Linked DNA regions of Homo sapiens: region 2 is linked to region 1. Evidence: chromatin loops called from intact Hi-C (ENCODE). Cell type or tissue: sigmoid colon. All regions are shown on one strand.

Region 1 (8,000 bases):
CCAGGTCTCTCCTCTATCCCAACTTTTCAAGTATCAAATATAGAAATTCTAAAAATGTATATTCCCTTTACCGCTTTAAGAACATTGTTTACAGTTTAGTATTCACAAAATGAAAAGACAAGCTCTGCTAAAGTGCCTTCAGAAAATTTGAACAGGGTTTGGTGGAACTAAGCAGATCAAGATTTCAGACTTTATTTTAAAAACACTGAGATACCTCAGAAATGCATGGCTCACTGGGCACACTAATAACTAGCTTCAAATACCAGTTGAAGTCATCGTGGAATGGAAAGGCAATGCTTCTAACTGTAACGCCAAACAGCTCCTGCCCAACTTCCTCACATGGGTTCCTTCTCCTGTGCTTTATTCCAAAGCTTCTGGTCCCTCCATAAGCTGTGAGTTACCTTTTGGACTGGTGTTTCCACACATGATCAATTCACTGGGAGATGCTGGATGAAGATGCTCCATTTCTACCACACAGCTGGGCTTGAAACACTTTTCCCTCACTCTCCTTGGCTGTAGACACCTGCCAAACACCCACAACTCTGAAGTGCCTATAATGCTTTCACTGGGGAGAACTTTTAAAATGAAATCTCATCAGATAGCAATGTATACTTCCACTTCCCAATGTGATGAATTTGGTCAGAAGGCAAGCAAGCAATGCCAGGTTAGAAAAGGGAAGTTCAAGACATTTGGGGGAGAGAGGTCATCTACCTTCTTCTCTTTCTGACACATAGTAAGGAAGAGTTTTCCTCGCTATGGATTATGAATATCTGAGCCTGGCTTATGAATATATTTAATAATATTTCTAGAGATCCCTAAGACAGCTCTCAAAGGTCAATTAAAATATATTAACAGTAATTCTGCACTGAAAATCAAGAAAAGGATCAACAAAAACATAACCTTTGCAAAAAGGAATTTTTCCAGTCCAGGAAAATATACTTTCATTTGTTGTACCTATATCTACCTTTACATACCATGTATGTGTTCTTGTTTACCATTTTCACTGGACAAATCCATTAAGAGTGAGGATTTGAGGTTGCTGCAAAATTGTAAGTTTAACTGAACCTATTTTTAAAGGAGCTTTTTCCTTTTAAAAAGCAAGCTTATCCAGGAGGAAAGCACAATAACAAAGTTAACCTCAACCATCTTTCATAATTAAGTTTGTAGGTGGAACTCAGTACAGAATATAACTCCAGTGTGTTCTCTTAAGTTCTGGCATGGACTTGCCTTTTAGAAACTTTTAATTATGCCAGTCATACAGAAAAGAAGCGATATTGTATTTGTAACATATCGTCCCATGGTTCTCTGAAGTATGGTTCTTTGAAACAAGAATTATTTAATCTAGGTGGTTAAAGGCTAAATGAAGCTATCATATATTGAGTGGGTATTACTTGAAGCATACTTTTTTAAAATCTCACAACCCACCTCTAAGAGGTAAGTTTGATTGTTACTTCATAGATGTGCACACTAAAGCCCAAAGTCAGATGGCTAACAAGTGGATAAGCTGTAATTTAATCCAGGTATATTTGACTCCAAAACCTAAGTTCTGAACTACTGTCTAAGGAACTACTGTCTTAGGTCTCATCTGCAAGACACAGTCTGCTGTTCTATGTTACCACTGGTGACTGAATGTATGGCCCATTATAAACATACTACCCTCAATGTATCTAATCATGTATTTTATAAATATACAGAAAGTTACAGAGAATAACACAACAACTGCACCCACTAGCTAGCTTTGTCTAATCTTAACATTTCACTATATTTGCTTCAGAGTTTTAATAAGAAAGAAAACACCACAGGTCAAGTTGAAAATCTGTGTGTACTCCTCAAATCCTATACCCTTCTCTGTTTCCTAGAAGTAACTGCTATCCTAAATTTGGTTCAGGGTTTGCATTCCAATGCATGTTTTAATACTATTTCTACAAATAAGTATCCACAAACACAAGATTTTGCAAGTTGCCCAACTTTATATAATGGTGTCATACATACACATCATTCAGAAACTTGTTTTTTAATTCAACCATGTTTTTGAGATGTATTCCTTGCTAATAGCTGCATAGTGTTCTAGGGTATGAACAAACCACAATTAATCTATTCACTTGCTGCTGGAGAGTTGGCTTGTTTCTAAGTTTTCCATTAACATAAACACTGCTATGATGAATACTCTTGTACCTGACTCCTTTGAACAAGCATTTCCAGAATACAGACTTAGAAATGTCAGGCCAAAAGGAATGCCTCCTTTATCAAATATTGCCAAACTGTTCATGAAGGCAGTATTCAATTCTTACACCCACCAATAGCAGAGCCCACACATCCTCATTAACATTTGGCAGTGCCAGACATTTTAATTTTTGCCAATAAAATGGTGTGAAATTACCTCATTTTTGTTTTAATTTGCATTTCTCTGATTAGTAATGAGATTTAGTATATTTTCATAATTACTAGCCACAATCCTTAAAGAAACTACAAAAGCACAGTTAACTAACTAAGCATCCAGGGCAGAGTTATAATATAAAAGATTTCCCTAAAGGTAAATATCCCATGTTAAATTCTAGATAACAAGAGAAACAGTAAAATATATACTCCTCCTCCTTGTAGACCTTAAATAAAGTATAAGGTTACATCTACCAGTCTTGGTTTAGTCATCATATTGGTAAAAAGCAGGAGGTTAAAATTAAACGATCTAACGTATCTTCCAACGAATGATTATTTTCTAAATTTGCAGAACTGCACCTGCATCACTTTTAAGCATCTTAATGGAAACAGTATTTTGTGCCAATGAAGCAGAAAGAAGAGGCAAAAAGAAGAGACAGAGAAGTGGGTTGATGCTTAACTCTATACCATCTTCCCTGTATCCTCAAGATTAAATAGGAAATGCCTCCTCCCTTTAGAAAATAGGACCACCCGCCAATCCCATCCGCCAGGAGAAAGAGGATTTCAGTCAAACAGCAACATGAATGAAAAGAGATGATTGAAGCCAGATATACTCTGTGCACTCCAATATTTTTAAAAATTAAAAACAAAAATCTAGGGCTGGCCATGGTGGCTCACGCCTGTAATCCCAGCACTTTGGGAGGCTGAGGCGGGTAGATCACCTGAGGTCAGGAGTTCAAGACCAGCCTGACTCATATGACAAAACCCCGTCTCTACTAAAAATACAAAAATTAGCTGGGCATGGTGGCAGGTGCCTGTAATCCCAGCTACTCGGGAGGCTGAGGCGGGAGAATCGCTTAAACCAGGGAGGTGGAGGTTGCAGTGAGCCAAGATCGCGCCACGGCACTCCAGCCTAGGCGACAAGAGTGAAACTCCATCTCAAAAAAAAAAAAATAATAATAATAATAATAAAGTAAAATTACAAACAAAAATCTCTACTATTTCACCAATTAGTGATTTATCTGTGTTAACAAATTCTCTCTCTCTTTTTAACAAAACTTTTAAAAAGTTTTACAAACTTACAAAAAAGTTGCACGACTAATATTAGTCAATCCCATACAGCCTTTATAGAATTCAGCAACCGTTTACATTTTGCCCCCATTTGCTTTACCATTCTCATTCTCTCTCTCTCCCCTTGCAAACATTTTTTGGGAACTATTTGAGAGTAAGTTGGACAAATACCTCCTTTAACAATAAATACCTGGGCTTAAATAAGCCTGTTAGTTATCTGTAGGTCTTATGCCATCAAAACCTCTTGCATCTGGCTTGAGAAAAGTATTTTCCCCAAAAGCAAAACTTTAAATGTCAGGAGTTTAACTTTAGTACCCATGCAGTATAGATTAAATAGGGTAGTGGTTCATTAACTTTTGCTGAACATCCAAATAACATGGGGTGTCTTTTTTAAAAATACTGATACCTGGCTTCCATTCCAAATACTTTGATTCCACGTGTATGAGGTGTAACCTGGACATTGGAGGTTTTTTTTGTTTTTTTTTTAACTCTCCAGTTTTTAAATGTGTGGCTAAGTTTTAAAACCAGTATTTCAGGGCTTAGGCACCTACACACCATTTGAAATACTGGTTCTAGGAAAATGTGCTACAATGCCAAGCAACTGATTAAAATAAGTCAAATACCATTACATCACAAACTGAGGCAGGTAGAAGCTTCCAATATATGGTTTTAGGCAAATACTGTGTGCTTTCTATGTGTTGTTCTGGGGCTGTAGGATGCAAAGCTAGGAAATAGGCAATACACACAAATAACTACAACAGACGGCAGTATGTACTATATCAAACATATGTCAACATGAATAAGAACATGGAATGTATTTGTTTTGAAGGTTCACAGACTGGTGAGTGGTCCCGAAAGAAGGTGAGATATTCATTAAGGGAGAAAGATGACTTTACTAGGCAAGACTGAAGTAGAATCAAAGGACACTCTGGTAAACAACATCAGCAAGAAGTCTGTGCCACAAAAATGTTAGCGAATGATAGTGTTCCATTAAAGCCCCAAGTGAAGTTGAAAATACAGGACATAAATTTTGTATATACTAATCAATGTAACTCAAATTCGTGTATTAGGAATTAGGAATGATATATATAACAGTGTCTGGCACACAGAGGTGATCAGTGAGTCTTCCTTTCTGTTTCTCTGACTTAGAACAAAAAGTTGACTACGTAAAATTTAGAAAATACACTCAAGTATAATTATGAAAATAAAATCATCCATAATCCTAGTACCCAAATAACCAATGTTGATATTTAAGGTAACTCCTTACTGAAGTTATTCCTCTAGATTACTCCAGATGTTTTATAATACAAAAAAGAATTTTGTATAAAAAACAACAAGCCCCTCAGCCATTCCCCCTCCTGATGTACACTTAAGAGGATCAACTGAAGTTGCAATATGGTCAGAGCAGCCACTAGAGGGTGGCCGAGGCTGATGCATCCATCACCCTCCCCTACTTTCTCAAAGGCCTTTAACTGCCATTCATGTTACGATTTCTGGACCTGCACACCTCATCACATAAAGATTAAAAATTACTATCAGCCAGGCATGGTGGCTCACACCTGTAATTGCAGCACTTTGGAAGGCCGAGGCGGCTGGATCACGAGGTCAGGAGTTCAAGATCAGCCTGACCAATATGGTGAAGCCCAGTCTCTACTAAAAACACAAAAATTAGCCAGGCGTGGTGGCACGCACCTGTAGTCCCAGCTACTCGGGAAGCTGAGGCAGAAGAATCCCTTGAACCCGGGAGGCGGAGGTTGCAGTGAGCCAAGATCGCGCCACTGCACTCCAGCCTGGGTGACAGTGCACGACTCCGACTCAAAAAAAAAAAAAAAAAAATACTATCAAAAAGAAAGGAGGAAGCTCTTCAGGGTAATGAAGTGTTAATAGTTTGGATATCAAATACGGCTACCCAGGATATCAAATATAGCTACTGATTTGTTAGTATATACAAAATTTATCTGCTATGTACTGTATTTCATTCAACTACTTGGTACTTTACCAAATGTCTCCCTCTGTGCTTCTTGAGAACACGACGCAACTTCTCCACTAGGAACGGAGATGCTTACATTACACAGCATACAGCAGCATTCTACATTCCACTACTGCCTGCCACACCCCATCCCCACCATTTAACATAACTGACGCAGTGTGTGCTAAACATCTCAATTCTGAATACTATTACAGAATTTGTTTCAAAGTACTATAACATATCCCAACTATCAAATGTCTAATTTTAAGTATCTTTTTTATATTTTGAACTTTCATATTATAGTTTCCAAAAAAAGAATGACAAGAAATATAGCTACGTATTCTTTAATTAGCTGAGAAACAGGTTAAAACCATTTTCCAAAGATTTACATGAAGTTTTACCTTCCCCGAATCCTCTTAATTGATCAGGTGTGATCATAAATGATATAATAATTTATAGTATTTGATCACGTTTTAAGTGTAATAGAGTTCTGGACAACTACAAAACCAATTAATATAAAATTAATTGTGCTACTGATTGTGGAGAATCAAATAATGTTCTGAGAACATACAAGTTACAAACCAAGATGATAACAATCTGAAGAAAAAAACAACTTTCTTCCTCCTTGGTACTTTTAGCATAAATGCCACAAAGTACAAATCCACAAACCAAAAGGAAATGAAAATTAAAACTACAAATTAAAATTAAAAATACAAATTAAAACTACATTCCACACTCAGTGGAATGACCAAAATTTTTTAAAGACTGACAACACCAGGTGTTGGCAAGGATATGGAGCAACTGGAACGCTCATGTACTACTGATGGGAATTTGTAAAACAGTACGGCCACTCTGGAAAACAGTTTGGCAGTTTCTTATAAAGTTAAGCATACAGCTGCTGTACTTTATCATACAACCCCAAAATTCTACTGTGTGTATTTATGCAAGAAAATAAAAGCATACATTCATACAAAGACCTGTACTCAAAGGTCTACAGAAACTTAAAATACTCCAATACTGGAAATAACCCAAATATCCATCAGCTCAACAAACTGTGGTAAATTTATGCAATGGAAAGCAATGAAAAGGAACAAACTACATGAAAACAACATGAATGAGTCCCAAACGTATTATGCGAATTGAAACAAGCCAGACACAACTGTATACATCCATTAATATGAATTTTTAGAAAAAGCAAAATGAGCCAGTCATTGGCATGCACCTGTAAGTGCCAGCTACTTGAGACGCTGAGGTGCGAGGATCACTTGGGCCCAAGAGTTCAAGACCAGGCTGTGCAACACAGTGAGTCCTCATCTCTTTAAAAAAAAAAAAAAAAAAAAGTTGGGCCGGGCGCAGTGGCTCAAACCTGTAATCCCAGCACTTTGGGAGGCCGAGGTGAGCGGATCACCTGAGGTCAGGAGTTTGAGACCAACCTGGCCAACATGGTGAAACCCCATCTCTACTAAAAATACAAAAAATTAGCCAGGCATGGTGGCAGGCGCCTGTAATCCCAGCTACTCGGGAGGCTGAGGCAAGAGAATTGCTTGAACCCGTGAGGCGGAGGTTGCAGTGAGCTGAGATTGCGCCATTGCACTCCAGCCTGGGTGACAGAGCAAGATCCTGTCTCGGAAAAAAAAAAAAAAAAGGTTGGGGGCGTAAAAGCAAAATGATAGTGACAGAAAACAGGTCCATGTTTGTCATAGACCAGGGCATGAAAAGACTTAACAGCTGAAGACAAAAGCAAGCAACATATCACCAAACCTGAATTAATCTAATCAAAATGACAGTGTTAGATATAAACTTTCAAAATCCCAGTTAAAGTCCTGTACAATGGCTCCTCAAATAACACTGTTTCCTTCAACATCATTTCATTAGAAGGATGGTAAGGGGGGAAAAAAATCAACTCCCAACTGAGGCCACTGTCTATATGGTTCACACCTTCTCCCCATGCACACCTGTTTTTTTTCTGCGTACTCTTCCCACATCCCAAAGCTATGCATGCTAGGTTCATTGATGAGTCTAAACGGTTCCAGAATGAGTGACTGTGAGTGCGCCCTGCAATGGGATGGTGCCCTGTCCAGGGCTGGTTCTCACCTGGCACCCTGAGCTGGAATAACTGGGTAAATATTATCTTGTGCTTAGTTTCTGTCTTAAATATATGTACAGTTCACATTTATGTCAATATTCAATGTTAGAAGTGTTTTGGTCTTTATTTAGACATTTAGTGATGTTTTTGCGACCAGAAATATGCCATAGGAATTTAACTCTGCCAGTTACCTGACAGACATGGAACCAACATTTTTTTCTCTTGCGCCCCCACCGTCCACAAATTCTCATTTCAGCAAAAAGGCCAAAACAAGTGATAAAATATCAATTTCAGATTCAAAAGAATGTAATGTAACTCTAACCTATTTGTTAATTCTGGCAAGTGGCTACATACTGTTTATAACTTAAAATGCAACGGTAACCACCAGTCATAACATTGTCTCTTAAAACATATTCAGATCAAAGCAGAGAGGTTTCTGTATTTCTATTGGAGTTTAAGATGAAGGAGGAGACCTAATCTGGCCCAGGAACTTCCTGG
Region 2 (8,000 bases), 230 kb after region 1:
GGGAGAAGAAACTTGGAAGCTTTCCTTCTTTTCTGTGTCCACGACACCACCTTCCTTACCCTTCCCCCACCCCACAGACCTCTGCTGGCCACCCTGAGAAGGGCTGAACCCTTTCAGTACAATTTTCCATGTGGTTTTTGCTTTAAGACAATTTCCCATGTTTAGTAGCTGGCTGGGAGTGCAGAGGGTAGAAGTTAATGCAGTGGAGACCTGGGGTAAGAGGCAGCAATGGAGTGAGGGGGCAGTAAGGAGAGGTGGACTGCTTGCACTTGATGTGATGCCCTGCAGAACTATGATTATTAGTCCCAGTTCAAGGGAAAGAACACACACAGTTCCTCTACTATGTGGGAAAGAGAGAACAGAGTCCCTGCCCTCTAGCCAGCCCTGAGGTACCATGAGAACAGACCACCAACAAATCGTAGCTCCGCCCTTTCCTTTATTATACAATGAAGTACTACTCAGTAATGAAGAGAATTCCTGTAACCACATGCAACAACATGGATGAATCTCACAGACATGGTATTGAGTGAAAGTAAACAGGCACAACAAAATCACATACAGTGTGATTCCATTGATCTGAGAACTTTACTTCTGGGAAGTTCTCTCTGCTATCTAACTTCCATCCCTCCTGTTTGAGTTTCTTCCCAGCCCTCTGTCCTCAGAGGAAGTGGAGAGCCAGCAGGATGGCCCTCCTGTCAGCCTTGGCAGGAGTGAAGGACTTTAGACTTGATCTGTACAGTGGAGCAGGGAGGTAAATGACACTCTCTCTAGGCCCCACTTCCCTGCCTTTCTTCTGAGCCCCGAGACAGCTCTACCAGACCCTCCTCACTTAGGGAAGACTCACTTGGCTGCTGTCTGCACCAACCCCTAGGGTCCACCTCAGATCTGGGATGGCACCTGGGACAACCTGGGCATCTCAACTAGGGTGACTGGTGGCTGGACATCCCAGGAGGAGTGGGTGGCAGTGGCAAGTTGCTCCAAACCAAACCCATAATTCCACACTCCAGGGTGTCCAGGCCACCCCTTTATTTTTATCATTATTTTTTTTTTTTTTTGAGACAGAGTCTTGCTCTGTCACCCAGGCTGCAGTGCAGTGGGACAATCTGAGCTCACTGCAACCTCCACCTCCCAGGTTCAAGCAATTCTTGTGCCTCAGCGTCCCAAGTAGCTGGGATTACAGGTGCGTGCCACTGCGCCCAGCTAATTTTTTTTTTCTTTTTTTGTAGAGATGGGGGTTTCACCATGTTGGCCAGGCTGGTCTTCAACTCCTAAGCTCAAGTGATCTGCCTGCCTCATCCTCCCAAAGTGTTGGGATTACAGGTGTGAGCCATCACGCCCAGCCCCAATTAATTATTAAATATTTCCCACTTAGTGTTAATCATGTCTTTCTACTCCTATCTCCACTCACCCAGCTCTTCTCAGAGACAATCACCTTATCAGTTTCTTCAGTCTGCTTGTGAAGATATTATGTACAGATCCATAAATACACGTATATTCTGTTTTATACAAACACACACTGTCCTGAATTCTTTTTTTTTTTAGACAGGGTCTCACTCTGTTACCCAGGCTGTAGTGCAATGGCGCGATCTTGGCTCACTGCAACCTCCGCCTCCTGGGTTTAAGTGATTCTCCTACCTCAGCCTCCCGAGTAGCTTGGATTACAGGCTTGCGCCACCACCCTCGGCTATTTTTTTATTTTTAGTAGAGATGGGGGTCTCACCATGTTGGCCAGGGTGGTCTCAAACTCCTGACCTCAAGTGGTCCGCCCGCCTTGGCCTCCCAAAGTGCTAGGATTACAGACATGCGCCACCGTGCCCAGCCTGTCCTGAATTCTTGACAGTGTGTCGTGGTGGTGGCTCCATGTCAGCACACATCAAGCTTTCCTCGCTTGTTCCCTTGAATGGATTATAACACGTACATGCAGCACCTACTAAGTGCCAGGCACTGTGCGTTTGCTGAGCAGTGAGGTTGTAACAACAACCCAGCCAAAGTTACTGCCTTCCTGGGGTTTACAGTCAGGGAGACAAAGATAAGAACACAGACAGGTGCCTTTGTCTCCTGGTAAGTTTTATAACGGGAGAACTAGAAAGGCAGAGGAGTGTTGGGAAAGGATCCCGAGGGAAGTGACAGTACAGCGAGGCTGGGCGCCAGATGGGGCCCGAGTGGGCAGGCAGGAGAATTTCAAGTTGAGGGAACTTGCACAAGGCGCAGACATAAGACGCTATGATTCAATACGGGGAAGTGTAGGGGGGCTGATGGCCCTCCTGTCAGCCTTGGAAGGAGTGAAGGACTTTAGACTTGATCCGTGCAGTGGAGAGCATCCAGTGGGCTCAAGTGTGAGTGACGTGATCGGGCTCGTGTTTTGGAAAGATCCCGGTGGCTGCTGTGTGGGAGGAAGATGGATGGGATGAGGGGCCGCAGATGCAGCAGGGAGGCCAGCTGGGCACTCCAGCCATAGGCCTTGCCACTCACCTCGCCGGCTTGGCAGCCCACCCAGCCGTTCCCATGTGGGCTTGGGGTAATCATAGCCTTTTCTGGCCACATTGCCTCACCTCCAAAATGAAGCAGGGAGACGGATTCACTCAGCCCACAGCTCACTCATGACCTCAGCCTCCTGCTGGGTAGACCCAGGAGTCATCCTGGGTCCCCCGTCCCTGCCTGCCCACCTCTCCAGACACCTTTTCCTACCTGGATGCTTTTATGCAGGCTCTGCGCTCCCCTGCCACCAACGCTGTAGCCCCTCATCTCTTCCCAGTACTTCAGTGCTGGCCCCTGTTCATCACTCAGCCAGCTCCTCTCCTCCTCCCTCTTCCGGTCTTGCAGGTCAGCTCCTGTTCAGGAAGCCACTCCCTCTCTCCTGGTGGTTATTCAGCCACTTCTTAGGGTCCCTGTTCCATCCAGGTTTCTCTGGCTCCCCAGCTTATGTCTGGGTCCAAGGACGCCCAACTTGGTACCTCTTATGAACAGGAACTGGTGTCTCTCCTATTAGGAATTGTTTTTCCAAGACTGGGGGCTCTCTCTTCCTAAAGTCTCCAGTCTCTATGGGACTGAGATGGCCTTTCCCAAAGCTTCCAGGAGAACATCTCATCTGGTGCTGGTTTCTGTCCTCCACTTTGCTTTGTGCCTGGAAGGCTGACCTCTACGACTGCATCACTGGACTCTCTTGCCCTCTGGCTTTTAATTGGATGCAGGCAATGGGAGGCACTGCTGTAGATCTGAAGGCAGGAGGAGATAAAGCCCAGGGCGTCTATCCACCCCCTCCCTCGCTGCCAGGCGGCAGTTTGGGCAGCGGCTACATTTCTCTACCAAGGCTGTAGGCTGCAGCTCCTGTTGCGGGGGCTGCCAGCTCCCATGGCCACAGCTCCCGCCCTTTCCCTCTCCTCCTGGGATGGTAGCCACCCTGGGTGCTTTATCATAGTTTCCTTAAAGCTGCCCCCCACCTCTGTAAATAGCCTCTTCATTTATGCCCCTTCAATGAAACCTTGGCGTGTTTCCTGTGTTCCCTGCCAGGACTGACTGATACACTCCTCAACCCCCCACCGCCTCCCTCTCCCTCCACCCTCTTGCGGGGCGAGAGAGTTTGTAGATCTCCCTTGGTCACTGGTGATTCTTCCCTTTGAGCTTGCACAAGTTGCTTATGCTCTCAGTTTTCTCTTGGGAAAAGTGGGAATAATTGTCCGACTTCATTCCCGGGATGTTTGCAAGGATTCAACGCGTGCTCGCGAGTCGCGTGCGTGGCACAGTGCCTGGCCTACGGCAGAGCCTCGGTAACCATCGGCTCCTTCCCCTTGCGGAGGGGCTTCCTCCCCACACCTGCCTGGAGCTGACCTGGGGAGAGCGCGCGCTCTGAGACGGGAACTTCGGGACAGAGGGAGTGCTCCTGAGGACAAATCCTGTTTAAAACCACACCTGTGACTGCATTAACCGAGAGAGTGCCTCTCCACGCTTCATTTGCCTTTTAAATGAAGAGTGGGATGGGCTGTGAGTGGGGGCTCTGCTCATTACAGGAGGACAGAAGAGGCTGCGCGCCCTCCGCAGGCCCACGCTGTCCGCCATTAGCACAGCCCGGCCCGGCGCTGCTCGCACATTAGCCTTCAGGAATAAAAAGAATGATTTCGTAAGTCAAGAATAATTATTTCGACCAGCTTTCCTCCTCAGCTCGCTACTGCGCCGCCTGGGCTGCGTGTGCTGGCTGACAAATTAATTTCTATTATTTATATTGGGCTAGAGAGGAAGCACAGCCCGGGGAAGCGGGGAGCAGGGGGCCTGGGGGAGAAATGAGAGATGGAGATGGAGAGACAGGGGCAGGGAGGTGGAGACAGAGCAGCACAGGGAGGGGCGGAGAGGATGGGAAATGCAGAGACAGAAGAAGGGACGGTGTCTGGAGGAGGATGAAGGAGCCGAGGGGCAGGCTGGGTGAGCTCCGGACTTGGAAGGGCTGGGCCTGGGCCCTGGGGGTGTGGGCTTCGGCTCTGTTTCCGCTCCTCTGGGACGGGCACACAAGCCGGCTGGAGTCAGCTTCTCCATGAAGATCTGCCAGGGAGCCGGCCTCCCCATCCTCCGCATTTGAGACATGCTCTGGCATATCATTGAGCACTCAGGGAGAATGCTCTTCAGGGCCCATCAAAATGCACAGAAATGTCTCTCTCCCGGCCTCCCAGCCTCCTGCCATCCCCAGGCCTCCTCCCGGGAAGCCTAAGAAGGTCTTATTGAACTCACCCCACCCAATTCAAAACCAGGGGCGGCTTGGAGAAAACGTGCCCCTACCCACGAGTTGCCGGGTGGACACAGGAAGCAGAGCTGCTAGCAGGGTGTGCTGCTGGGGACTGGAAGCTCACACCCCTGTCCCTGAGCAAAGACTCAGGACGTGTGCCTTCAAAGGGATAGTGGGCAGGGTCGGCCTCCCCAGCCCCACTTCCTGCCAGGATGCACAGCCGGAGTTAACTGAGCTACCCGAATCTTAGACCTGCATCTTTTAAAATGATATATATGAGACATTTATTTATTGACTTTCTCTTTTGTTAAGAAAAATCTTAAGGGTACAGCGGGATGAGTTTTTACATAGTATACACACACTCACATAACACTAACCACTTAGATCAAGATAAAGCACTTCCAGCACCCCCAGAAGTCCCCTCATACCACAATCACCATGAGCTCAAGCTCATCCCCTCATCACCTTAAGGTAACGATTATTCTTTTTTTTTTTTTTTTTTTTTTTTTTTGCCAGAGTCTTGCTCTGTCGCTCAGGCTGGAGTGCGTGGCGCAATCTCGGCTCACTGCAACCTCCGCCTCCTGGGTTCAAGCGATTCTCCTGCCTCAGCCTTCCAAGTAGCTAGCTGGGATTACAGGCACCCGCCACCATGCCTGGTTAAGTTTTGTATTTTTTGTAGAGATGGAGTTTCGCCATTTTGGCCAGGCTGGTCTCGAACTCCCAACCTTAAGCAATCCACCTGTCTAGGCCTCTCAAAGTGCTGGGATTGGCCAGGTGCCAATAATCCCAGCACTTTGGGAGGCTGAGGTGGGCAGATCACGAGGTCAGGAGATCGAGACCATCCTGGCCGACATAGTGAAACCCTGTCTGTACTAAAAATACAAAAATTAGCTGGGTGTTATGGCGCGTGCCTGTAATCCCAGCTACTCGGGAGGCTGAGGCACGAGAATCACTTGAATCCAGGAGGTGGAGCTTGCAGTGAGCTGGGGTCGCGCCGCTGCACTCCAGCCTGGCGACAGAGCAAGACTCTGTCTCACAAAAAAAAAAAAAAAAAAAAAAAAAATGCTGGGATTACAGGACTGAGCCACTGCACCCGGCCAAGGTAATTATTATTCTGACCCCTACCACCACAAATTAGTTTTGTTGGTGAACTTCATATAAATAGAATCATGTAGTATATATCTTTTTATGTTGGCTTCATTTGCTCAACTTATGTCTGTCTATTGTCCATGTTGCTGTTTGTATCGGTAACTCATTATTTTTCACTGCTATAGAGTACTCCATCATATGAACGTTCCACAAGTCATTCAACCCTTCTCCTGCTGATAAGTAGCTGGATTTTTTTTCAGTTTTTGGCTATTATGAATAAAGCTTCATGCACATTCTAATACCTGTAACATTCTGCACATTAAGAACAGTGTGACCTTGGGCAAGGTGCCTAACTTCTCTGAGCCACAATTTTCTCATCTCTAAAATGGGAGGGAGGGAAGGTATTAGCTATCACATTAGGAAATCATGAGGGTTAAATGGGATAACACATGCAAAGTGTCCAACACAGTGCCAGCAGGTGCTTAATAAATGTCATTTCTTCTATCCCCATAATCTGTGGGAAGCTGGGAAAGAAGGTTGCTATATAGAATTTCCAGCCTGGGACCTGAGGTCAGAAAGACATCTCAAAAGCAACCACCACCGAATCAGCTGGGCATTGTGGCAGGTGCCTGTAATCCCAGCTACTCGGGAGGCTGAGGCAAGAGAATCACTTGAGCCCGGGAGGTGGGGGTTGCAGTGAGCCGAGATCGCACCACTGCACTCCAGCCTGGGCAACAGAGTGAGACGCCGTCTCAAAAAAACAAAAAGCAATCACCACCACCACAAAGTAATATTAAGAGTACCCATGACCATTTCTCGAGCACTCCCATGGCTGGTACTGTGCTGCAGAATTATATTGTTGTTTCTCCAATCTGTGAATCATCTGCATCTGTGGCAATAGGCAGCATCTGTGGCTGCTCCCTGAGACTTGATTCTCTGTGGCCTTTCAGGCTTCCTCGAGCATCAGATCAGATTCCCATCTTAAAGATGTGGGGGAGGCCGGGCGTGGTGGCTCACATCTGTAATCCCAACACTGTGGGAGGCTGAGGTGAGCAGATCACGAGGTCAAGAGATCGAGACCGTCCTGGCCAACGTGGTGAAATCCCGTCTTTACTAAAAATACAAAAATTAGCCGGGCGTGGTGGTGTGCACCTGTAGTTCCAGCTACTCGGGAGGCTGAAGCAGGAGAATCACCTGAATCTGGGAGGCAGAGCTTGCAGTGAGCTGAGATCGTGCCGCTGCACTCCAGCCTGGCAACAGAGCAAGACTCTGTCTCAAAAACAAACAAACAAAACAAGATGGGGAAACTGAATCCCAGAATACTTTAAAAGATTTGCTGCAAATCACTCCATCCATTTTGATCAGTTATTTACTGAAAGTAAAACACGTCTCTTTCACTCCTGGGACTTCTCACACCCAGCAGAGGGTCTAGCTCAGGGGGGTGCTCCTGTTTGTAGAATAGGTGGAAACTGCAGCCCTCTGTGCCCGATCCTTCCTTTTGGGCAGCCCCAAAAGGGCTGCTGCCCACCACCCCACTCTGCACCTGATTTCTCACTGAGAGAGGCCTCTTTGGCCTTAAACTGCTGTGACAAACAATGGAGAGCTTTACAGCCTGTCCTGAAAGTGAAAGAGGTCTGGTTCAATGTACTAAAGAACCCCAGCATCCTGGGATGATGGGAAACTCCCAGGGGTCATCCCATTTGGCCTCTGGCCTGGGGGTCAGTCCCAACTGGATCAGTGGCCTGCCTGCCTTCCAAAGCCCTTGGAGAAAGGGCTGCCTTTCCCCATGTTAGGGATGGAGGTAGAGGAGACCTGAGGTTAGGAGGTTACAGCCGACTGCAGTTCAGCTTGTCCCGCTGCCTGGGTGGCCTCGGGCAAATCACTCAGCCTCTCTGGACCTTGCTTTCCTTGTCTAGGATAGGTCCTTTCTAGCTAAGGGGAGTACTTTGGAAGAGAGGCAGGAGCCGCTTCACTCCACTTCAGAGATTTGGCGGGGGGTGTAGTGGGGAAGCAGTTCAGGCTGCAGTAGTTCCACTCAGGGCCTTGGGCTGCTCTCCTCCCTTCCTGCAGCCATTTGGAGGAGGGGCCACTAACTGTGAGGTGGAGGGCTGCTAATGAGCCCCCTATGGACCTCAGAGACAGCGCTGATGGCACTAAAGGACTTCCCTGAGTTTCCTTAAAAGCCCTGATGGCAGAG

What was found. A loop is a pair of places that touch in the nucleus more often than their neighbours do. Peaks named below come from ENCODE experiments on the same cell type or tissue, not always from the same donor. Only the 100,000 strongest peaks of a DNase experiment are listed, where the experiment ranks them.
Region 2: it touches region 1 in a loop (2.3-fold over the local background); 67 of 110 quality-filtered maps call a loop at or near these places.

The regions. Positions count from the first base shown.
Region 1 is chr6:38,009,661-38,017,660 of GRCh38, reverse strand. All of the region lies in intron 2 of ZFAND3 (zinc finger AN1-type containing 3), which reads right to left. Among named protein-coding and RNA genes, the nearest start is that of ZFAND3, 190 kb to the right of the region's middle. RefSeq lists a silencer at 4,774-5,068. In sigmoid colon, a CTCF peak has its summit at 4,837 (motif pointing right); no DNase peak of the experiment used is centred here.
Region 2 is chr6:37,780,013-37,788,012 of GRCh38, reverse strand. No RefSeq gene overlaps it. Among named protein-coding and RNA genes, the nearest start is that of ZFAND3-DT, 35 kb to the left of the region's middle. In sigmoid colon, no CTCF peak of the experiment used is centred here; DNase peaks (open chromatin) are centred at 3,747, 4,082 and 4,479; H3K4me3 peaks cover 1,496 bases.